Linked DNA regions of Mus musculus: region 1 is linked to region 2. Evidence: chromatin loops called from intact Hi-C (ENCODE). Cell type or tissue: heart. All regions are shown on one strand. Links, peaks and the distances in the headings refer to the core of each region. The heading gives the core; the rest is flanking DNA. Region 1 has its middle 26 kb from the start of Psmg1. Region 2 has its middle 52 kb from the start of Gm31845.

Region 1 (12,408 bases), core at 2,104-10,103, 350 kb after region 2:
GGGGGAAGCAAATCATTGGCAAGTCCCCACCACACCCACACCACCCTCTTCCTTCAGCTCACTGTCTAGGCAACCCACATGGAGCACAGCGCTGTGTAAGGTTGGGGGCTGCTGGAGATATTACCCTGGACACCATAACCAGCACTGTAATCAGCACTCCATGTTTTATTTCCATATGTGTGATGATGGCATCTTACATTAGTATTCATCACATGACCAGCATTGAGCCTTTCAAACATGGCCACCTATGGTCCTAGTAGCCTATGCCTCTTCATATGGGCAGCTTCTCTGGAATCTGCCACACTAGCGCTTTGCTCAAGCCCAGCGCTGACACCCATTCACAGTGCAGTGGACATGAACCTCTGAGTTAATGTGATGTGTACAAAATGGAGTCAACTGATTCTTCCACGGCCTCTACCCACTCCTCACATGAGCCTTGTCTTGTCTCCTAAGATAACACATTAGTCAGCCTCTGCAGCCCACTTTTTTTTGACATTATCAAATATGCTTTATTCATATAGTGGTTAATGAAAGAAATAGTGAAACTTAGATGTCCCACAACTGAACTTCAAAACATGCTAAGTAAAAGAAACCAAACACTAAAGTCACCTGTAGTGACCATTTGTATAATGATGTAATTAATTGACTAATATTATCAAATTATACACTTAAAGCAATTAATATATGTGAAAAAAACAGCTCTTTCAAATGGTTGGTCCTGATCACTAGACATTGATAAACAGCTATGAATTTTACCTACAACTGAAAACAGCTAAGCCTTTCCATTTGCTGCTAGGCCAGCACCCGGTAGAGCTAATTAAAGATTCCTTCTTCAATAATAAACAGAGAACTTGGTTTAACCAACAAAATGAAAATTCATGCAGTTCCTTGGCCTCAGTCAGGCTAAAAAGATAAAAAACAAAACAAAACTGATTCACAGCCAATACCATACTCCCATGACCGTCATAAACACTCTTGTCATTTTTTGCCACTTTTAAAAAAGAGTGTGTGTGTGTATCCTGTGTCATAAATATATATGTGTATTTATATGTATTTATAAATATATACATGTATTTATATAAATACATAAATATCTATATATGTATTTATATGAGGTACATATATACCTGTATCTGTGAGTGTGCACATGTGAAGGCCAGCCAGAGAAGAACACTATATATCTTGAGCTCATTGACCACAGTCTATGAAGACAGGGTGTCTCAGTGAACTTACAGCTCAATGATTTGGCTAGATTGGTGGCCACTGATCCTCTAAGATTTTCCATCGTCACAGGAGTCCTGCTGGAGTTATACACGTATATATGGCCACAACTAACGTTAAAATATTCTTTGATAATTTCATAGCTGTATACAATTGCAGCCCACTTTTTAGAACAGTTTCTTCCCCACCAGCGTAGTTTATATAAAGTGTTGCTGCTGACTGGCTTGAAAGCTGTGCATTCACAATTTTGCAGACCAATGGCTTTCTTAAAGGGAAGAGGTGTTTTGTCCAAGTTATAAGCGAGCTCCCAAGGACTTTCAGAATCATCCTGGAAGGAGACAAGAGAACTGAGATGCCTCTGTCTAAGCCAACCCCTCCGAGATAGCCTTACTCCCTCCGTTTTCCTGATGCCTGCCTCCGCAAACAGGGGTCTGCTTGCTGCTGCCATCACTAAGTGCTGTGCTTTTGAAAACTGAAGCCCCAAACTGACTGGCTACTCACTGTGTGTGTCTCTCTATCTCTGTCTCCATCTCTGTCTCTGTTTCTCTCTCCACCCTCCCCTCTCCTACTTTCCCTGAAACACCAAAAACACACTAATAAGTATGACCAAGCGTCAATTTCTGAATGCTACCCTGTCGTGCCTGCGTGAAAGGACAGTGGGCTTGCACCAGGGAGATTCAGACTAGGGAATATAGTTTGGGTGTGAATGACTCAAGGAGCTTTAGGGTGTACTAAAAGCTTATTCTTTTAATTATAATATAGACTCCTAATAACAAAGCTACAGCCAAAATAAAACACGAGTAGACTGGAAAGCCTTCATTTCTTTTTTTTTTTTTTTTTAAGATTTATTTATTTATTATATGTAAGTACACTGTAGCTGTCTTCAGACACTCCAGAAGAGGGAGTGTCAGATCTTGTTACAGATGGTTGTGAGCCACCATGTGGTTGCTGGGATTTGAACTCTGGACCTTCGGAAGAGCAGTCGGGTGCTCTTACCCACTGAGCCATCTCACCAGCCCGAAAGCCTTCATTTCTTTGACCTAACATCTAAAGACTGTCTCCTTCTATCCCATCACCCACCTGTTCTAGGACACTGGTACCCACTCCACTGGCTGTGGTGGTGTAGGAAGGAGGAAACTATACCTTCCATACTCTGTAGAAGAGAACTGTGATGGTTTGTATATGCTCAGCCCAGGGAGTGGCACTATTAGAAGGTGTGGCCCTATTGTAGTAGGTGTGTCACTGTGGGTGTGGGCTTTAAGACTCTCATGCTAGCTTCCTGGAAGTCAGTATTCTGCTAGCAGCCTTCAGATGAAGATGTAGAACTCTCAGCTCCTCCTGCACCATGCCTGCCTGCATGCTGCCATGTTCCTGCCTTGATGATAATGGACTGAACCTCTGAACCTGTAAGCCAGCCCCAGTTAAATGTTGTCCTTATAAGAGTTGCTGTGGTCATGGTGTCTGTTCACAGAAGTAAAGCACTAAGACAGGAACAATACCTTCTGTACCCTATAGGAAGGATTTTTAGCTTACTCTGTAGGAGAGAACTGTACCGTCCACAGTCTATACACCTCCCTTCCCACACCCTGCACTGTGCCCAGCTGTGAGGGATGCTGAGAAAGGGAAGCCTTAAGCAATGCAGAGCTGAGGTTTCAGTTATTGTGGGAGACAGAACAATGGACACTAAAGGATAACTAGCAATTTGTGACACTCTCATGAATGACTAAGCCAGCTCAGTCAGTCAACAGGTTCTCCAGATCAGAGAGAGGATTGAAAAGTAAAAAGACAGTTAGACAACATTGTAGCATGACCCCTGTCAATTCTGAGACTGAAGGCAGGTTTAATGTTTCCCAATTCGCTTTTATACCATTTTAATTACATGCAGGTATTTAGGGCAAGCAGTACAATGAGGAACTAAAAAGACAACAGTCAAGGATCAAGCAAGACAATAAACACAAGGTCCCATGATCACTCTGGTGATCCCTGTTTCTAAGGATGATCAAGATATCTGAGCCTACTTCTTTGTTCTACCCTAAAACCAGATTCTGACTTCCTTGTCCTTGGCCAATGTCAGGTCCCTGCCTGGACTTACTTCTTTGTCATGGTCTGATGTCAGATTCCTGCCAAGCAGCCCATTTCCTTGTCCTTGGTCAATGTCAGATTTCTGCCAAGTGGCACCCCAAAAGGCTCTCCACTCATGAAATAGAATAAGTACTTTATTTTAAATCCTACCTACTCCTTGCAGCCCAGGTGCCAGCCATCTCTTCAGTTATCAGAATACCCAGTGTTGCCTCCCACTTCAAATCACTCAGTGACAAGTACTCTCACCTCCCAACACTGACCCTTGAACCTCTTGTCTATCCCAGTGTGGCTGAATCAGCTTCTGCCTCAACACCGTCAGGGCAGGCAGACCTGTCCTTACACATAACCAACTCATATAAAAGTTATTTGTATTGTGCTTTATAGCGAACAGCATCTTCCAAACACAGAGCTCACCTGCAGATCCCCTCCTGTATCTTCCTTCTACCTACCAAGTCCTTCTCACGATAGAGGTCTGGGAAGACACCTGAGTCCTCACATCCACTGCCTCTGCCTCGGACCCTTGGACAGACTTGACTTTTGTGGAATTAGGAACCAGGTGGACCTAATGCAGACAGCAGGAACATAGGCCAAGAGTTCTGTGTGGCCCTGTAAACCTGAGGCTGCTTTTCTCTCCAGGCCCAGTCTGCCTCTACCAAATCCAAACAAGGTTAGTTATGGTCATATGGGTCCCAGAAGGCAGAGTAGGAGCTGCCTGGACCCCTATGGGGCCTCAGAGAACCTCTCAAGAATTTTCTCCACATTTTTTCAAAGGAAATTCCACGAAAACACAAAGATATCTGACACCCCCACCCAGTGTGTGGTGAGTACCTCAGTTTGCAACTGGATCTTCTTTTCTTTTTCTTTTTTGTTTTCTTTTCTTTTCTTTATATACCCAGCAATATAGCATAGAATAGAGTTTATTCAGGCATAGGGAAGGGAGTTAAGAGGGCAGTAGAGGCAGAGAAAGGCAGAGAGAGTAGAGAAGTAGAGGCTGGCCGTGACCATGTGGAGAGATGGGGAAGGGAATATGGAAGGGAGGGGGGAAGGGACGAGCCCAAGGGGGAAGCAAGAGAACAAGAGCTACAGCTGGCTTTTCATCAAGACTATATACAGTATCTGCTGGAATCAGGCTCTCTGTTCCCTAAGGGAACTTCATGGCCTCCTTTCAAAGAAGGGACACTGGAGAGAGAGAGCAAGAACTCCAGCTCACAGCGGCCATGCTGTAAAGAGAGTCTGCCTGGGTGGGCTTGGGACTAATGGCCCTAGGGAGCTTTTGTACTCTTGGGAGGTCTTGGTGCCTGGGATGCAGAGTGAGACAAGCCAGAACATTCCTTGTCATGGGGAGAGAGTGGAGGCTGGACTCAAAAACCCCCAGGGCTCAGGGTCACAGCCATTTCTGGGCAGGAGAAGTAGGAGCCTGGCAGTAAGGCAAGACAGGGGGGCTTAGCCATAAACACAGAAGTGAGGCCTCCTCGAATGGCCACAATGGGCCATATTCAGTGGAGGAAGGGAGGGCCAGTGCTGCTGTGGCTAGGAAGACCTTAAAGAGAGATCACCCAGCAATCCACCCCAGGCACATAGCCTGAGAGCCTTCTATGATTCCCTCTAACAGGAGAGACTGAGGCAGCAACTCTGCATGCCCCACAGAGCAATGTTGCTCAGAGAGCAAAGCCTTCTGCTTGCCATGGCTGCGAACAGAGTGTGCTTCTTCCAGGAGATTACTCTCCCATCTGCAGTAACAACTATCTGGGGCCTCATAAAAACCATGAGAAAAAGCAGGGGTGGGGGCGGGGGGCAGGTGGAGGGTGAGAGCAGGTAGAGGGGTGGGGACAGCTTTCTGTTTTTCAAAGTCAACATTATGGTTTTTTTTAAAGATTTATTTATTTTATGTATATGAGTACACTATAGCTGTACAGATGGTTATGAGCCATCATGTGGTTTCTGGGAACTGAGCTCAGGACCTCTGCTTGCTCTGGCCCAAAGATTTATTTATTATTATATGTAAGTACACTGTAGCTGTCTTTAGACACACCAGAAGAGGGCATCTGATCTCATTACAGATGGTCGTGAGCCACCATGTGGTTACTGGGATTTGAACTCAGGACCTTCAGAAGAGCAGTCAGTGCTCTTACCTGCTGAGCCATCTCACCATCTCACCAGCCCAACATTGGTTTTTTAACATGTACCTCTCTCTCTCTCTCTCTCTCTCTCTCTCTCTCTCTCCCTCTCTCTCTCTCTCTCTCTCAGAGTGTGTGTGCCATGTATGCATACGAAGATCAAAGAGTAACTTTCCAGGGTCTGTTCTTCTTCCCTACCACATGAGTTCTTGGATCAAACTCAGGTCATCAGCTTTTGCAGCAAGCACCCTTAACCCCTGAGCCATCTTACCAGCCCTCAGACTAAAGGTCTAGTGCATACAGATGGCTGTGCTGTTTTTAGTTACTTATGGGTGGTTGTGGAAGAATCTAGTATTAATACAGTCAGATACTTAGGGAAGATAGGTTATAGACTCAGATCAGCCAGGCCCTGAAAGAAAGAAAGAAAGAAAGAAAGAAAGAAAGAAAGAAAGAAAGAAAGAAAGGAAGGAAGGAAGAAAGAAAGAAAGAAAGAAAGAAAGAAAGAAAGAAAGAAAGAAAGAAAGAAAGAAAGAAAGAAAGAAAGAAAGAAAGGAAGAGAGGAAGGGAGGAAGGGAGGAAGGGAGGAAGGGAGGAAGGGAGGAAGGGAGGAAGGGAGGAAGGGAGGAAGGGAGGAAGGGAGGAAGGAAGAAAGACCTTTGTTGAGCAATACTGCCCCCTTGTGACCGATCTTCACTCATAATTTCAGTAGGTTAAGGAGGGCAGCAGTAACATACAGCTTGTTCAACCGCTTTGCACGTTCTAACGTTCTTGTGTGCCCGGAGGGAACGTTATGAAATAATCATTTCTAAGTGGGCAAGAGTTTGATTTAAGAACACTGTGATCAAATATTCACCAGAGTTCACAGTAGCACCTGAGAAAATGTGGGCTGCTGACGTGCCGACAGCTTCATTCCCTCACAGCCCTCACACCGGCCCCAGCAGCCTGAGCAAGCATGGCAATGTCCAGGGGACTTCAAGTGTAAATTCCTTCCAGCCTGGAAAAGCCACCTGATGGATTTGTTCTGCAGTAACAAGAGACAGCTCCTCAAAACATTTTCAGGGATTCTAAAAACAGTCTGTATGCAGAAGTTGATACATAAATCGGTTTAGGACGTGCCATTCTTGACCTGAATCCTCTCACATTCACCAAATACCACCCAATCCAACAGCAGTCAGTCTCCTGCATATGCCATGTGTGGGGCTGGAGGCTCCAGCCTCTGGCTACACACCTGAGGTCTTTGCACAGTCAGCTGTCACACCTGTGACTTTCTCAGCCCCATTTCTGATGTGCAGTTTGAATCTTCAGTTTGTGGAGATCTCCACTTGGTATGCATTAAAGTATCCTCAGACTCAGCCTGACAGAGTGTGCAGGAGTAGCTTGCAGAATGCTGGCTGGTGTGTGAGCCCTTGGGTCCAAGCTGAGACTTGAATACTCTAACAAGTTGGTGCTCAAACTTGGCCACACGTTGGCTTTACCAGAGGGTGAAGAAATCCTGGATCGAATCTCCAGAAGTCGACTGAGGTTGTGTGGCTTTTGGGTTGGGCACTGAACATTTGAAAGCTCCCCAGATGGTTCTAACACCCAGCAGAGTTTCAGGAACACAGTCTCTAAGAAAGAAAAAGACTAGAGATCCTCTCTCTTTGAGTCTCAGTAAGCTGCGTGACTGCTCCATGTCAATGTTTTCATCCTACAGGGCAGCTCTGTGAAGCCTCCTTGTGCTGCATTAAACAAAATAAGAAACTAACAGAAGACAATGTGACTTGTGTCCAATATGGAGGGACAATCCGGTTCTCTAAGATTTCTGAGAACTTATATTGACGGAGGTTGCCTTTCAGCCTGGATTCAAAGCTGTCTGGGATGCCATAGGGCAGGTAGCAGACTGACTTCCAGAGCCCTTCAAGCCTCCCAGCCACTAGTCAGGAGTTTATCTTGAGAAAGTCAATAAAAGAGTCGTAGCCATGGAAACTGCATTGAAAACCACTCTGGACTTTTGACGTCTGAATATTATCAAGCTGCTGTCCTTGTCCTTCTAGATGACCGGCTAAGGATATATTCAGGCAAGACAGAAGAGCACCTGGTTTTCCTATTGTGCCTTCCCCAGTGCACCATGACTTGAATGAAGGAAGACAAACCACACCTCTTACTTAGAAGGTGAAGATCCAGGATGGAGGGACTGCTCAGTGGTTAGCGCATGCCCAAAGCTGGCCTTGGCACACACCTTTAGTCCCAAACCCTGAGAAGCAGAGGTGGATCTCTGTGGGTTTCAGGCCTGCCTGGCTTATATAGCAAGATCCAGGCCAGCTGAGACACACACTGAGTCGCTCTCTCAGAAAAATAATAATAATAATAAAACCTGAGTCCAGTTCACAGCACCTATCTGGAGTGGCTGACAACCAAGGCAGAACCTCCCCCTCTGGCCTCCACGGGCCCCTGCACTCATGTGCACATGTCCAGCCACAGACATAACACACATACTCATAAACCAACCAAATAAATCCTTATATTTTAAAAAGGCAAATATTCAATCTTTGGAGTCATAATATATGCTGTTTACAGGATGCTTGGGCTTGTATACCACTATAAATCAGGTGGTTCCTACCATGCCTTTGTTGGGTTGGATAATTTACTATGACAGCTTACATAATTTAGGGAAGCAGCCGTCCATTTAACACCTGCTGAGCAGAGAGCTGCTATCTGCGGAGACCACTGCCAGCTTTTCCCTGGTGCTCTCTGGAGCTCTCCCCGACAGTTCCTCCTTCAACTAGCTGCTGGAGGTGGGGGTTAGCTGGAGAGATGGTGGCCCCACAGTTGAGAACATCTGCTGCTCCTCCAGAGAGGTTCATTTCCCAGAACTCATATGACTCTAGCTCCAGGGGATCCAACACCCTCTTCTGGCCATGGTAGGCACCTACACACACTGGCACACATAAATTAAAAAGAATAAATCTTTAAAAGGCTTTCTTTTATGCTAGCTGTTTTGTGACTCCCCCTGAAATCAGTCTGCCTTGTTTACCTGGTAGCCCCACTAGTGAATAAGGTGAGATTATCCAACAGGACAGCGTACCTGTCCTCTCGAGTCCCAAGCCTTGCTCACACTGATCCCCACTCCAAGGAATTCTCCCCTTCTTGGTGGACACCAATTGTACGTCCTATAGTTTGTATGGTCCTGTGACTGGCAGGATTAGTGCAGACTCCCCAACCCCAGGCTTAGGGGTACAGACCCCTACTTCAATCACAAGTCCAGAACTCCTATATTTCTGGCCACCTCACTATAAATCAGGTGGTTCCTACCATGCCTTTCTCGGGTTAGATAAGTTACTGTAACAGCTTACAACATTTAGGAAAACATTTGTTTCTTTCCCATTTGATAATAGAGGATACAGCTCGAGAGGAGCCACACTGAAGAATTGCCGAGAGCAAGGAGTGGGAAGAGGTGTAACCCCCAGTACCTCCCTGCTCACCCACCGAGGTCTCCAAGCACCACGGTTTGAGTACTCTTATGGAGGCTTCAAGAGGGCATGTCAGATTATTAGCTCAATATCTACCTCTCTCACCTTATCTTCGATCATTTTCCCACTGGCTGAGAAGACTGTCTTTAAGAACTGGAGTTCGTTCATGCTTGTTTTCGACTGAGGGAAATCATGTGACTTTTCTTACAGCGCCAGCCTCTCTGGACTCAAGGCTTCATGTCTGATGCTGTGTGGAAAAGAAAGCCGCGGAAGGACTCAGGCTGTGGAGTGGGTGAGTCAGCTTCGCACTATGGGAAACCAGCTCTGACTGATGCCTGGAAGACCGTGGAGGGTTCCCGACAGGATGTTCTATTAACAGACCACAGGAAACAACGATTCCCACAGTTTTGTCATCAGGTAACTGCAGAATGATGTGCAGCCTAGGCAAGCACCCCCATCTCCAAGACTACAGCTCTGTGTTGCCCCAGCTCGCTGTCTGTGTGGCCTCCAGCCCCACGGCAGTGGGATGGATGCCTGTCACACTTGCCCATGATCTAGACACCTTCACTTAACACTTTAACAAAATGCCTGAGGAAAGCTATTTAAGGAAGGAAATGTTTATTTTGGTGAACGGCTTGGTCCAGTCAATCATGTTGGAGAATCCATGGCAGCAGAGCGAGTGTGAAGTGGTTATGTTGATTCTTCAGTCAGGAAGCAGAGACGATGAATATTTGTCTTAGTTAGGGTTACCGTTGCTGTGATAAAACACCATGATCAAAAAGCAAGTTGGGGAGGAAAGGGTTTATTTGGCTTATACTTCCACATTGTAGTACATCATTGATGGAAGTCAGGACAGGAACTCAAACAGGACAGGATCCTGGAGGCAGGAGCTGATGCAGAGGCCATGGAGGGGTGCTGCTTTCTGGCTTGCCCTCCATGGCTTGCTCAGCCTGATTTCTTATAGAACCCAGAACCAAGGAATGGCAACACCCACAATGGGCTGGGCCCTCCCCCATCAATCACTAATTTTTAAAATGCCCTGTATGTTTGGCTGCAGCCTGATCTTATGGAGTCATTTTCACAATTGAAGCTTCCCTCTCTCCAGACCTTGAGTCGAGGTGACATAAGAGTAGCCAGCACAGCCTGGCGCTCTTGCATTCAGTCTCAGACCTCCCTCAGAGGATAGTTCCAGCCACACGCAGGGTAGGTTTTCCCTGCATTGGTTAAAGCATCCTGAAAATAACCTCACAGACACACCCTGAGATATGTTCCCACACAGTCTGATCCGACTGACGATGAAGATTCGTCGTGACAGAGAAGAGCCTATAGAATTTTCCATTCCCCAACCACTGAACGAAAACCTCAGGTTTCCCACGGATGGGCCCAGTGTTCCAAAATCCATGTCACAAGAAGTCCAATGTACAGAGTAGCTTGACCTGGTCCAGCTTGGTCCCACCTAGCCTTCTACCCCAGAATGTCTGGGTCCTGTTAGAAAGGGGACAGGCTGAGGTAGCTCTAAGCTACCTGAGTTTGTTCTTCATCATTAGACATCTTGGTCTGCTCTGGTTGACTGAATAGAATACGAGACATTGGAGAACTTAAAACATGCAACTAACTCTAGAGACATGACTCGGTGTGGACTACTTAGATTTGATCCTTAGCACTACAAAACGAAGACAAATCTAAAAAATATTGTCTCAGTACAGAAGGTACGCATCAAGGCCCAGGCATAGGCAAGGTTGGCTTCTAATGAGGCCTGTCTCCTCAACAGGCAGGTGGCTCTGTCCCCATGTCCTAAGAGTCTCTTCCTCTGTGTATGGAGAGGTCTGAAGAACCTCAGTCCCACTGCACCGAGGGCCTCGCTGTCCTGGCCTCATTGGACCTTAATTATACCTCGTCCTCAAATCCAGTCACCCTGAGGTTAGGAGATTCAACATAAGAGTGTGAGCCTGTCCAGCAGAGCTGATGAGAGGCTTGGACCACCAGCTGCCTGCAGGGACTCTGGGGAGGCCTTGTTGCCACAGGGAAGTCATCAGAAGACTGAACTCTGGCCCTCAGGCTCTGCAGTGAATTCCCAGCCACTTCGGTAGGGGCAGCAAAGATATCATAGTAAGTTTCCTACCCAAGATGGGAGGGTTGAGAAAGCAAATGCCTCATCAGTCGTAAAGAGCATCAGCTGTGACCCAGGTGCAGTGGCCACATCCCGAGAATTGTCCTTCTGAGACCCAAAGTGCCCGTGCATGAGTATATGATTGCTGAAAATTAAAAGAAAACTATGTCCACGGTGGTAGGAGGGACCTTGTTGGAAAGAGGGGGTGAGGAGAGGTGAGAGAGCGGAACGGGACTCCAAAGGACCAGATATATCCTATACATGAAACTGACGAAGGATAAAATCGATTTAATTGATTCTTCAAAAATAAATATATGTAAATGTTTTGTGATATGTACTCTGTAATGTTTATCTGTGGAGGAGGAAGTTAGAAATAGAATTGGACTTCCTGCTTGTAAAATGCACACATAAGTACCCAAAGAAACTCATCCCCTACTACAGAAATCCAGGTGGATCTTCCACAGCCAAGGCCTGCTCCTCTGCATCTTCACGCTTCCTCCAAAACCGAGCAATCACTAGTAACCATGTAGCACAGTCAATGCTAGGCTGTCTTAAAATCTGCCAATGACAGCAATCCAAAACTCTTCCATTTAGCCTTGGGCAGACTTTTTGGACAAAGACAGAAAGTAGCCACACTCTTTGCCAAAACACCACAGGAATGGTCTCAAGCTCCATTGCTACTATTGTTCCCCTCTGAAACCACTTGAACTGGGCCTCCACAGTCCAGGCGGCTCTCAGCACATCTATCTTCCAAGGTTCTACTAGTGTGGACCATTAAGCCTTATGTACAGCATTCAACGCCTTATGTTCCCAATCCAACATCCCAAAGTCCACATTCCTCCAACGAGCAGCATGGTCAGGCCTGTCACAGCAAAACCCAACCCCTGGTACCAACTTGTATCCTAGTAGCAGCTCTATGAGTGTGAATAGACACCATGACCAAGGAAACTTACAGAAGAAACAGTTTGTTGGGTTTCAGGTTAGTCCATGACCACCATGGCTGGGAGCTTGGCAGCATACAAGAGGCAAGGTGCTGATATTTTACCTTGTATCTGTCAGCTTGAGGTAGAAAGGGACAGACTGGGCCTGTTGCAGGCTTTTGAAACCTCTAAGCCCACCCCCCAGTGATGCCTATATATATATATACACACACACACACACACACACACACACACATATATATATATATATACCCAAAAAACATATGCATATACCACAAGCACAAAACCCTTTTTTTTTAATCTAAAATGATGATTATGTCTGAATACACATACAAAATGAAAGCCAAAACATACTCACTGAAGAAGAAATTAGACTGGTTCTTTACTTCCTATTTGAGATTAGGTGATACTGTCTCAGGAATGGTAAATGTGTTTGTGTTTTTCCACAATGCCAGAATTTACTGAATAAATGAGACTTTTAAAGTTGA
Region 2 (12,408 bases), core at 2,218-10,217:
CCCTTTCCTGGGTCCGTCACATGGAGATAGAAAGGACCCTCCTATTGAGGTCCCCAGTATGGGAAGGGCACACAAGAGAACCTTCCTGGATACTCACTCAGAGGCTCTGGCCTCAGCTGTTAGAGGGTTCCTGAGTTCCTGGGGGTTCACATGCCCCCCCAACCCCATCCCACCAAGGTGCTGTGGCTTACTGTGTTGGGAAGCTGTAGTCTGGAGTGCCTTTGCTGTCCCTGCTGGGTGTTCCTCTAACCCATCTGAGGACACCTGTCTCCCAAGCCACCTGCACTGTTTCAAAAGTCCTTTTCACGCAAAGAAAAAAGCTATTGAGAATTTACCAAGTGTTGGGGAATGGAGGTCCATCTGCTTTTTAAATTGGAGTCCTAAATGTAGTATGATGAGGGAGCCAGGCTAGGCTGGGGAGAGGCTTGAAATAAAAGCTATTTCTATCCCCACAGGCCGTCCGGGGCTATTGGCAAGCTGCTCTCAAGTCCTGCTTTCCCAATGACCCTTCAGTTAATTTTCTTCACTCCCTGGAGACTTCTGCTCCCACCTCCTCCACTATTAGAGATCCCAGGGTCTCCTCATTTTTCTTTTTTGTTCTATTAACAACCAAGATCTTCACTACCCAAAACAGAACAATACGTTCTTTGTCTATGGAATAGAAATAGCCCCCTTTCTTTAGTCCTTTAGCCTTTTCAAATTACTTTTCTGAAACACCTTAAGCAATTTTTGAAGCACAGGAGTTTGTGTCTTATTGTTTAATTAGCTACAACTTTCAAATGTGTATAGAGCAGGTGTGCTGGAATCACCGGATGGTTCAGAGTTCCCATGATCTCTCCCCTCATGCACAGCCTCTACCATTCCGGGCATTTCTGCCAGAGAGGACATTTGCTACAGTTGATGGGTTCACTCTGACTAACATGTTTCAGTCTTATGCTGTACATTCTGTGAGCTTAAGTTTTAAGCAATTTACATTTTTTTCCCCTTGATGGCCTTCGATGAATTTTTTTCTTGATAATCGTTGTGATTCCATTGCCCACTGTGGGGGTTAGCCTTTGTCAACCTGACAGGATTTCAAAGGACCTGGAAGATTACACTTCTGGGTGATCCCACCAGAGTGTCTCCAGAGAGAGGGAGAGAGCTTTAACTAAGGAGGGAAGGCTCAGTGTGAATGTGGGTGCCACTGTCTCAGGGACTGGACTCTGGGATGAAATGAAGGGGGGGAGGGGAGAAGAGGTGAAAACCATCATTCAGGTCTCCCTGCATCCTGGATGCAGATGCAATGGGACCAGCTGCCAATAGTGACATCCTCACTCCATGCCTCCTCCACCACGGCTGTGCCTCACTTCAAAACTTGAGCCCAAACAAAACCTTCTTCCTTAACTTGCTTCTTGCCAGGCACTGTGTCCTGACAAGAGCAGGCATTAACACACTCGTCCAAACTGTTTATTTTTGGATCCCGTGTTCCACATTCTTCCTACGGTGCTCTTTGAAATCATCTTTCAGTTCATATTCTTCGTTTAACATTTCATGGTTCGCCAGACTCATCAGATGCTCTTCGCGATGGTGAATTATGACTGCCAACTTACAGGAGCTACCCAGGAGGCCAGCCTCTGGCCACGTGTGTGAGGAACTATCTAGACTGGGCTAACCTCCGGACAAGCCTATGCAGGATAATCTAGATTATGTATATAACTGAGGTGGAAAGGCTCCCCTTAACTGTGGGCAGTACTGCTTCGGCCCTAGGCTGAATAGAGAGGAGAAGCAGTCTGGGTGTTGGCCTTTGGGTCTCTCTGCTTCCTTATTGTAGATGCAAGGTGGCCAGATACTTCAAAGCCCTACTTCCATGATAGACCTTACCCTCAAACTGCAAGCCACAATAAACCCTTTGTTGCGTTGCTTTTGTTGGATATGTTTTATCACAGCAACGAGACGAGTCACCAATATACTCTATACTAAAGATAAGGATAAGAAAGGAAAATTTAAGAGGAGCCATAGAAGCATCCATGGACTTCAACCAACCATGAAGGAGTCACATCATCTAACTTTCATGCCTTAGGTGAAGTCCTCTTTCCCTGTCTTGAGTCTCAGTGGAGTTAGGGGTAGGGCAAGAAGTTCAGAGTCAGTGTTCATGACCTTTGAACTTTCTTCCATTTCCCAAACATCAAATACAGAAGGCTACTGAAGACTCTCTGGACCTAGAGAGCGTGAATGAGCCCCTATCAGGGAAGCACCAGAGAACACTGTAAGCACCCTCATCAGGGCACTGACACAGACAGAGTCTACAACCAAGATCAAGTAAAATGAGCTAGCCCAGGATGAAGAGTCCTTTCGGATGGACTGAGGCAGGTCAGAGGTACCAGTGGAATCATGCATGCTGTCACCACCACCGGTCCCATTCGCACCTCCACAAACGAAAAGTAGGAATGCCAACTAAAGTTAAAATCTATGTCAACCAGACCAAATCCCAGAGTCTATACATGTAGCAGCCTTAACGACAATTAGAGAAACATCTTCATTGACGTCGCCATTGGTAGAAATAGTCACTGAGACACAGCGCCAGGCCCTCCGCAAGCCTCTTTGCCTTAGATGGCCATGAGTTCCTCCTCTGTCCTATACGGTTGTCAGATGATACAGTTGACAAGGTCAGGTGCAGCAGTGACCTTCCGTGACACCTAAGTATAGTGTTTACGGTTCCTGTTTCTCTGGGGTTGTAGGTAAGAGAAGCTGACGGCGGCAGTGAATCACTTCCTGTGGTCACTGCCCTGCTCCCAGTGCAGCTATTTTTGACAGTTGCATAAAATTCTAATTCCCAATCCGGGCATGTGTTTTATTTGTTTAACAAGAACCTAATAAGTTACAGTGGGGGTGGAGGCAAAAAGCGGGAAGATCTGAGTCAGCAAAGAGAAATGTAAGAAACACCCTTGTTGGAGAGAAAATAAATCCCAACAGCTTCGGTGATCCCTGCAACCGTCACAGAGAGAGAGGAATCTAGAGCCAGGCCTATGGTGATTTCCCACTTCCTGTGGAAGAGTCACGTGTCTCCAAAGCGAGAGAATGCTGCCCGGCTCTCGTAGCTTCTACAGCAAACCTCAGTCTCGACTTGGCAGTTGAAATGATGGGAACCTCTCCCATTCTTTACCAGATCTGGTCCTTCACTTCCGTTGAGATGACATGGTGTCCTCTGCACCTGTGATTAAGCTGATGAAAGATGTTGAGTGTGTCAGGTGTGATGCTTGAGTGTGTCAGGTGTGATGCTGTGAGTGTGTAAGGTGTGATGCTCTGAGTGTGTCAGGTGTGATGCTGTGTGTCAGGTGTGATGCTGTGAGTGAGTGTGTCAGGTGTGATGCTGTGTGTCAGGTGTGATGCTGTGAGTGTGTCAGGTGTGATGCTGTGAGTGTGTCAGGTGTGATGCTGTGAGTGAGTGTGTCAGGTGTGATGCTGTGAGTGTGTCAGGTGTGATGCTGTGAGTGTGTCAGGTGTGATGCTGTGAGTGTGTCAGGTGTGATGCTGTGTGCATCAGGTGTGATGCTGTGTGTCCGGTGTGATGCTGTGTGTCAGGTGTGATCTGTGAGTGTGTCAGGTGCAATGCTGTGTGTGTCCGGTGAGATGCTGTGTCAGGTGTGATGCTGTGAGTGTGTCAGGTGTGATGCTGTGAGTGTGTCAGGTATAATTTTACTCAGTACCATCAGAGAGTATACTGCTCCACTACAGCTAGGAAGAAGTGTCACAACTGGCAGCTGAAACAACACAAAGTTATCTCCTGTTCTGGAGGGTGGGGGTTCTGATGAAGGTCTCAGCAGGGTCGACTTCTGTGTGAGGTAACATCTACCCCAGGTCCCTTTCTTGGCTGTTGGGTAAGGCTTCCTCCTGAGCCTCTTCCCTCTGCTATGTCCAAGTGTTCTCATCGCATAAGAACTTCAGTCATAGTGGATGGGTGCTCACCCCAACAACTTAAATTTTATCCAGTCATTTTATAGAAGCCCTTCCACTGAGCTGGTGAGATTGCCCCACAGCAAATGAAGAAGAGGCAGACAGGTGACATTCCAGGCTTTGAAGCCCATTTCCTTTCTTGGAGCCCTCTCAGCTCTGACCATGTATCACGCAAGCTCTCACCAGCAGCACGTAAGTGAAGGAAGATTTATCCAGCTCATGGTTTACAGAGGTGCAGTCCATCCTGACAGGGAAGGTGTGGAGAGAGAGGTGTGTGTGTGAGATGGCTGTCATGTCACATCTACGGTCAGGAAACAGAGGAAGAGAAATTCTGATGCCTAATTCATTTTCTTCTTTTTATTCAGTTTGAGACACACATCCCAGGCCATAAAATGGTGCTGTCCATATTCAAGGAGACTCTTCCCTCGAAGTTAAACCTTTCTGGACTCCCACACATGTGCAGAGAGGTGAGTCTCCTAAGTGATTCTAAATCTACTCAACTGACAAGATTACCCCCACAAGTGGCTTTCACTAAACTTCTCTTGTGAGCCCTGAACTTTGACCTTTATACATCTTCCACATGTCACAAAAAAAAATCCTTCTGATTATTTTCCAATCGTTTTAAAGTATCAAACCATTCTCAGCTCACAAGCCAGAGAGGGACTCTGTGGGTCAGAACTGGCTATCCCCTGAGGTTGTTGCTCCTGGGACTCACTCACCCGTACCCTGTGCCCTTCACTTCCTTTAAGGTCATGACTCTTCCTTCAGTCCAGGCTAGTCCACTGTCACAACCCAACCTTGAGTTCTGTCTGCTGATTTCCACCCCCCCCCCAAAGGTCTTGATTCTTATACGTTGTGAACACAGAGGCTGTGTGGTTGGTTGCATGTTCCACCAACATCTCTCTGAGCATTTGTGCCCTTCATCAGTATCTCTCACAAATAACACTCTTCTCCTTGCTCTGCCATAGAGTGAGAGTGGAGAGTGGAGATGCTCTGAGATCAGTGGGTTCGGTTTTTGCTTTAAGAGGTGCCCAGAACAGCTCTCCAGCTGGGTATAAAGCTGACATCGTAAACTTCTAACTGAACACCCTCAATCCCTTTGTCTTATCATTGCTGTTGCTGTGGTAAACTACCCTGGAAAACCAAGGGAGAAAGGATATATTTAAAATGAGGTTCTGGGTTACAGCCCATCACTGTGGGTAGTCAGGGCAGCAAGAGCTTGAAGCAGCTGGTCACATGACACCCAGAGTGTAGATCAGAGTGGTAGTCACATGATACCCACCAGGAGGAGTAGAGAGCTGTGAATGAACTCTGTGAATGAATGAAAGAATGAATGAATGAATGAATGAATGAATGAATGCTAACACTCAGCTTGCCATCTCCACCTCAGACAATCCAGGGTACCCTTGCCCAAGGAACCGTGCTGCCCACAGAGGGTGAGTCTGCCAATCTCAATGTAATTAAGACAGTCCTCCATAGTAACCCCCAGACGGTAACCTGGTCTAGGCAGCCTCTCACTGAGACTCTTCCTGGGTGATTCTCAATTGTGCCAAGTTGGTGATTATAACTAACCTCCAAGTCCCGGGCCTCTGGCCCCCTCCTCTTCAGTCATTTCATACTCCATAACACATCACTTTTTTTTTCTAACCAGCTTTGCAGAGCCCAGGGCGTTACTCAGGAAATCCTCCCCAGACATCAGCTGAGTGAGCACTGAAGACCCCAGGGAGGGCACCGTGGCTGTGTTTTAAAATGAGCTGCTTCAGTTCTGCACTCTGTGCTTAGGGACAGCCAGTCCTTCCCATGAAAGAAGACACTTGTGAAAATGTTTGGAATGTGAAATGATTGTACAGATTAGCATGCCACGGACTCTGACAGCCCTATTCCCAAACTGGGACCTGAGCCCTATTCAGAGATGGCTTTTAAAGTCCTGCACTTCAGTGGAAGACTGGGAGGCAGAGGAGAGAACAGATATGGTGGGAAGCTGCTGTGACTTTGGAAGTGTGTTCTGACCCCAGACATCCGGGTGATGTAAGCCATGCCACCAGGAAGGCCCTGAAAGAAATGGATCCTGCCAGAATTTTCTACAACAAGGGGTCTAGAGGGGCTCAGAAAAGCAGAGCACATGATTGGCAAGGCAAATGTTAACTAGACTATGAACAAGGTCTTTCTATTCCAGGAACAAAGCTGTTCCCATCACCTCTCAGAAGCAGCACGACCCTCATCTCTTACAGTTTTTTTAAGATTTATTTATTCTCATTTTATGTTTGTGTGTTTTTGCAGCACATAGTGTGTGCCACATGCATGCAGTACCTGAATTGGCCAGAAGGTGGCGCACGATTCCCCTGGTACTGGAGTTAAGGACGGTGGATGCTGGGAATGGAACCTAGATCCTCTGCAAGAAGAGCCAGTGTGCTCAACCACTGAGCCATCTCTTCAGCTCCACCCCGACTTCATTAGACTAATAAGAGATTAATGATGTCCCATGGTGCCGTCCCAGGAGTAGTGGTTCCTGGTGAGGGCTCTCTTCTTGCATTTGGGTAGGCATTTCCAGGGATGTATGGGATGGTAGTGGGAGCTATCTGCAAATATGGCCACCCTGGTAGCTGGTCTGGGAATGATACATAACACTCAGTCCCCATCACAGGTACACAGAGTCCTGTCCTGGACTAGTTACAGGACTAGTTGATCCTGTTATTATTCTTTTTTGACACCTGCTCCTTGGAAGAGCTATGCACTAGCTGTTCCCACAGCTGGATAATGGTAGTGAATAAGGAAGCTGCCACCATCACTGTGGTTAGAGTGGTCACTATCAAGTATAGAAACATTAATAAGCACCGGTAAGCATTCAGAGAAAGGGAAACCCTTAGGTGGGAATGTCAACTAAAACAGTCATTATGGAAACAGCTTGGGGTGGTGGCCCAAGAAAGGTAAAGAATAGAACTACCACTTGATGCTCCTGGGTATTTATCTAGAGAACTTGAAACTAGTATGTCAAAGAGACGGCTGCTCTCCAGGTTCATGGCAATGCCAGGCACAGCAGCCAAGGCATGGAATCAATCTAGATGTCCACCAAACATACACACACACACACACACACACACATACATATATATATGTATATATATATGCATATATACATATACACACATATATGCATACACACATAATACACATACATACATTTCATTGTTTGGTGGACATATATGTATATGTATATGTGTGTGTGTGTGTGTGTATGTGTGTGTATATATGTGTGTGTGTGTATATATATATATATGTATATATGTATTTATGTGTATATGTGTATATATGTATGTATGTATGTATGTGTGTATACAATGTGTATGTGTGTATGTATGTGTTTATATATATAATGTGTGTATATGTGTATGTGTGTATATATGTGTGTGTATACATGTGTGTATATGTATATATGTGTGTATAGGTGTATGTATATGTATATGTGTGTGTGTGTGTGTTTATAAATGTGTGTATATGTGTGTGTATATAATGTTCCATCACAAAGAAAGATGGAGTCTTGCTGATTGTGTTGACATGGATGAATCTAGAAGACATTATGTCAGGTGAAACAAGACAAAGATAGACAAACACTGCCTGTTCTTACTCCCATGTGCACTCTAAAAGTGCTAACCCCCAGCAGTATAGGAGGGTGGTTTTCTAACAGTGGCCCAGAGAGGGTGGTGGGAGAGGCTGGTCAGTGAGCGTAAAGGTAACAGCTACACAGGAGAAGGATGTCCTATAGCACAGCAGGGTGCGTGAGGTTAAGGATACTATAGAATATTTATTTGAAAATAACTGGACAATTCTAAACATTTGAGGCGATATGTGTGCTAATTACCCCAACTTGTTCTTTACATATACATACACAAGGTGCTGTATCAAAGGACTATAATGCCTCATAAATATGAACAATTATGTGCTAGTTAAAAAGAAGCTGAGCCAGGCATCATGGTTTCGACCTGTAATCTCAGCACTTGAGAGGCTGAGGCAGGAGGACCACTGAGAGTTGAAGCCCATCCTGGGCTCCACAGAGTTGGACCCAGCCTGGGCCACGAATCGAGATCCTACCACAAACAGTGACAATAAGAACCAAGTCTAGATCTGGGGTTGGGAGTATGACTGCACATGAAGCTCCTGCTTAATGCACACGAGCCACATTAATTCCCAGCATTCTCTGTGCCCTGTGCACACCCAGATCTCCCAAATAGCTGCAGTACCGCGGGAGGAGACAAATAAGCAAATAAGAAAATTCACTGTGGTGCAGACAGGTAGCTCTGTTTCCTTTTGTGCTCAGCTTCACGCTGGTTTTAAGCTATTGATCTGGCCCGTCATGCCCGCTAGGACACTGTTCCCTGACCCTTCTTTAAGTTTCTCAGATTGGGGCTTCCTAACTTTTACTTTTTAAGTCATGTCCTGAATCTTTTCAGACTCCCGGTGTGGGCAAAATGCAAACACATCAAGCTCACTCCGGGGTGCCCTTCACAACCCATGAAAGCAGCCTGGGTGTGTGGGGCTTGAGAAAGGTGGGAAAGACTGTAAAATAAAAGTATACAGAGAGAGCTCTCTAGATGGGGTGCTGTCGCCAAAGATCTCAAAGTCCCTCTCTCTCACAGTCTCCCTGTGTGGCTCTCCAACACCCCACCCACTCAATGACCTGTTGCTCCAAAGGAGAGAGAAAAAAGCAAGTACCTAAAAGGAAAACCAGGCTGGGAGCAGTCATTACGCATTTGACATTTCTAAACTGGGCTTGACAGAGGAACTTTGAAAATATTTATCTATCAGAAAATAGTTTCAGCCGTGGGCAATTTGGTGCAAAAGGTTTAGCTGATGGAAAAACCATAACTCAGGACGACTGGCTTTAATGTAAGACGTTCTCGAAGGCCACCCAATCGCCAGCGCTTCCAACAACCTGGAAAATTTAGAGCAGCTTGGAAAAACAGCAGGGGTCCGGGGAGGCGGCCAGGGCACAGTAGGGATCGGATCATGTACGTGCTTCAGAGACATGGATGAAGTTAATATTAGATTAGAACCGAAAGCAAAAATGCAGGCTGTGTTTAAGCAGCTCCTCTCTGCCAGTGCAGTGCCTTCGCCCCTGAAAGCCGAGGGCGTCTTCCAACATGAGATGCTTTGCCGTTTGTCTATCCAGTCCTGCCCCTTCTACATTTCTGGGGGAAAAAGTCTATGTGTGCCCAAAGTCCCCTCCTGCAGTGGAAAGGACTGCCTAGTGGGTGGTTGGACAAGCCATTCCACAGCTGCCCTGGGCAGCTACACTGGCCACCCGAGGTCTTTCTCCTACTGACCTAGGCTGCTCTGAGCCACTTGACATTTGGAGGTCGGTTCACCTGTCACTTCACCAACAACTTCCCTAAGACAGTTGTCTTCTAGAACATTCATTCTTACAGCCACGATCCTTTTTGTTATTGCTTTCTTACTAAGTTGAATACAGCAAGCCACTTAAGAACGAGAAAACCATTGGCAGAAAAGGAAAAAGTGAGCCCAGGCTTTCAACACTCAATCTTCCCTGGTTGATCTGCCCTTCATCTAATCCCAACTGCACACAGGAGGCTGTCAGCCACTCCCAGGTTCAAAACCCACCTTCCTACTGCTGTTGGAATGATCTCTCGAGCACGGTACATGACACCCACTCATTGTCCAGTCTTGGCGTTCTCCAGAACCCATCATGTTCTCTGGCTGTACCCTACTTAAGCAGTGTCTGCTTAAGAGGACCCCCAACCCCACCCCAATCTGGGAGCATTACAGGCAGGGGTATTATCCTCAAAGCTCACATGCCTTCCTCCAGTAACTGCTTCCTGGCTCTGGCCGGACAACTGTTGCCCTAGCCAACTCCCAACGTTGGCTGAAGTGCCCGGTAGACTGTCATGCCCTACTGTAGCACTGTTCCTGCACACATCTGTAACTGCCTGTTTGCACAGCTGCTTTCTGTTAGACCCCTGGAGGGCAAGGGCTGCATCTTATCCTCTGTTGTAGCCTTATGCGCCATCTCTGGGTTGAACATATCATAAATGTTGAACAAATGCTTGATGAATCCATTGATGCAATTCCAAAGACGGATGTTTGGGTCAAACCGAATGAAAGGACAGGTATGTGAGCATTTTAGGCCTACAGAAGTGGCAGTTGTATGATTCTAGCTAATAAGCAAATCCCTTAGGAAAACTGCCCCAGTAGTGGGGAGCACTTGATGTTACGTCTAAACGATGCAGAGGAGAAGGTGAAGCCCGGGAAAGACATGCAGGAGTTCACAGAAGAGAACAAGGTAAAAGGAAAGAGAATTCTGAAAAGGACTGAACAGGCATTTCCAATCAATTATATGCTGACAATTTTTCCTGGTCTCCCAAATATTGCCCTTCAGCCTTCCAAACCATCTGGAAAATTCCTTCTTCTGGATGAAGCATGATCCTGCCAAGTGTGAGCTCCAAATCTTTTGACAGTCACAGTGAAGCTTGTCAAACCATGGGGCACTTTACAAAGAGGGGGGAAAACCATCTGACATCAAAAATCCATTTGGTCTTACTCATCTTTCAGAGAACTCTGTAATCTTGGGATTAAGTGCCAGAGACACGGTGCACTTGGGCTGCTAAGTGAGAATGTTCAGAAAAGCCAGCTTCCAGGAGAAAAACAAACTCCAAAGTCAGTGGTGGTGGTGGTGGTGGGGGAGGTAAAAATGGTCTCCTTAGAGCTGAAGCAAAGAACGTGTTACTCTTGTCGTGAGTGACTCAGGGTGCTATGGGTGAAAATAGGGTTATCCTGACAGCTTGCTTTTCATCTACAAGAAATATTACTATGTGCACAAGCTATGACTCATACACACCCTCTGACCGATGGCAGAAAAGCTGTACTGTGTGGCTGGGTATGAAGTGTTACAGTCTGTGTGAAGGGGTCTTGGGTTAGTCAAGTGAGACAATTATGTAATATACCAATAGAAAAATCAACTCCAAACTGTCCTGTGGCACATGGTGTTCAGGCATTGACTCCTTGCTAGAGAGATGCTTACTCAGGTAGGGTAAGCATCCATACAATGATGCCATCGCAGGCACTTGGAAGCACCAATCACAGTCAGCCTGGGAAGTCCAAAGCAGCAATTTCCCAAACATCCATCAAAGGTGTTGTTCTAGATTCCAGGGTACAAAGGCAAAGAGGAATGACTCAGGTACCCCAGGAGTTGACTCTCTTCTGCAAGAGCCAGCCCAGAAGACAGATAGATGTCCAGGCACCGTGCAAAGGAGACAAGGAGCAGCCTTTGGCTGCAGTGTGAGGGGAATGTTGCTAGAGTGGAGAGAAGGTGGGGTGATCTCTGAAGACACCACATAGGAGAGAGGCTGAGCAGTATTCATGTGTTCCTATGAGACAGTTACCTTCAAAGAGGGAAATAATGCTTTGCCCCTGAGAAGGGGCAGAATGTAACTAAGGGCGTGAAATCTCTTACTGTTTTTAATGTCAGAACGAAGCCAGGAAGCAATGATAGCTTCATCTGACTCAGATGCAACGATAATGTACTGATTGTTGTTTTTGTTGTTTTCTGTGGTACTGGCAATCAAACCTAGGGCTTTGTGCATACTAGGCAAGGGCTTTGTACTGATTATCATGTTTTACAAGAGTGCTGTCCTTTCACGGACAAATTTGTCTCGTTTACTTTTATTGGTACGTTCTGGGATAGTTCTGATGTTTTCTTTCTTCCTTTAATTTTCAAGACAAAAAGAGGTTAATTAAATGAAGTATGTGTTCGGTGAAGAATCTTCTCAGAGTTGATGCAGCTGAGGACCCAGCTGAGGTAGAGATGCGTCTGACGTACACCTGAGAGAACTCTCTCCATGTTCCCCCAGTCACCGATTCTTCCAAGTCACCAGCCTGACTTCTCAGTCTGTCAATGTTTTTGCATCTCTTTTAACAAATGGAGTCATGTGCAAGCCCGTGCTCTCACACTCAGCTTCTTTGACCAAGTAGGATGCTTGAGAGATTTGGTGCTGCCATTGTTCTATAGGGTTGTGTTCTCCCATTGAAGAGTGTGAAGTGGTGTGGCCATAGCACCGTGGAGGCGTGCAGGCATCTGAGCGCTCTCCTGCTCTGGGCTACCAGAGTCAGCACCAACTGTGAGCTCTGCCAGGCTTGTTGTTGTTGTGATTGTGAGAGTGCATTCCTGCCTGGCACACACCTAGGAGTGGAATCACTAGCAGATAGAGTGTGTGGGCTGTCCGGTTTACCATATTCTTCCAAAGAAATTGCGCAGATTTGCATTCCCATCAGCAATGGGAAAGCCAACATAATTTACACTAATAAAACACTGCTCTGTTTCCTCACTTTCCATATCAACTGATCCTTCCTAGAGACTTAGATCTGAAACTTTTTTTTTTTTTGCCATTTCCTTTGAACAAAACTGAGTTAGCCACACTGTTATTAAAAGGATGGAGATCAGAAAAATGGAGATTCTGATAACAC

The links. Hi-C counts contacts between places; a loop is a spot of excess contacts. Peaks named below come from ENCODE experiments on the same cell type or tissue, not always from the same donor. Only the 100,000 strongest peaks of a DNase experiment are listed, where the experiment ranks them.
Region 1: a loop joins it to region 2, with 2.7 times the contacts of the local background. A loop is called at or near these places in 18 of 42 quality-filtered maps.

What each region holds. Positions count from the first base shown.
Region 1 is chr16:95,958,488-95,970,895 of GRCm38, forward strand. No RefSeq gene overlaps it. Among named protein-coding and RNA genes, the nearest start is that of Psmg1, 26 kb to the right of the region's middle. In heart, for the core only: a CTCF peak has its summit at 6,125 (motif pointing left); no DNase peak of the experiment used is centred there; H3K27ac peaks cover 602 bases; H3K27me3 peaks cover 315 bases.
Region 2 is chr16:95,609,502-95,621,909 of GRCm38, forward strand. No RefSeq gene overlaps it. Among named protein-coding and RNA genes, the nearest start is that of Gm31845, 52 kb to the right of the region's middle. In heart, for the core only: a CTCF peak has its summit at 6,250 (motif pointing right); no DNase peak of the experiment used is centred there.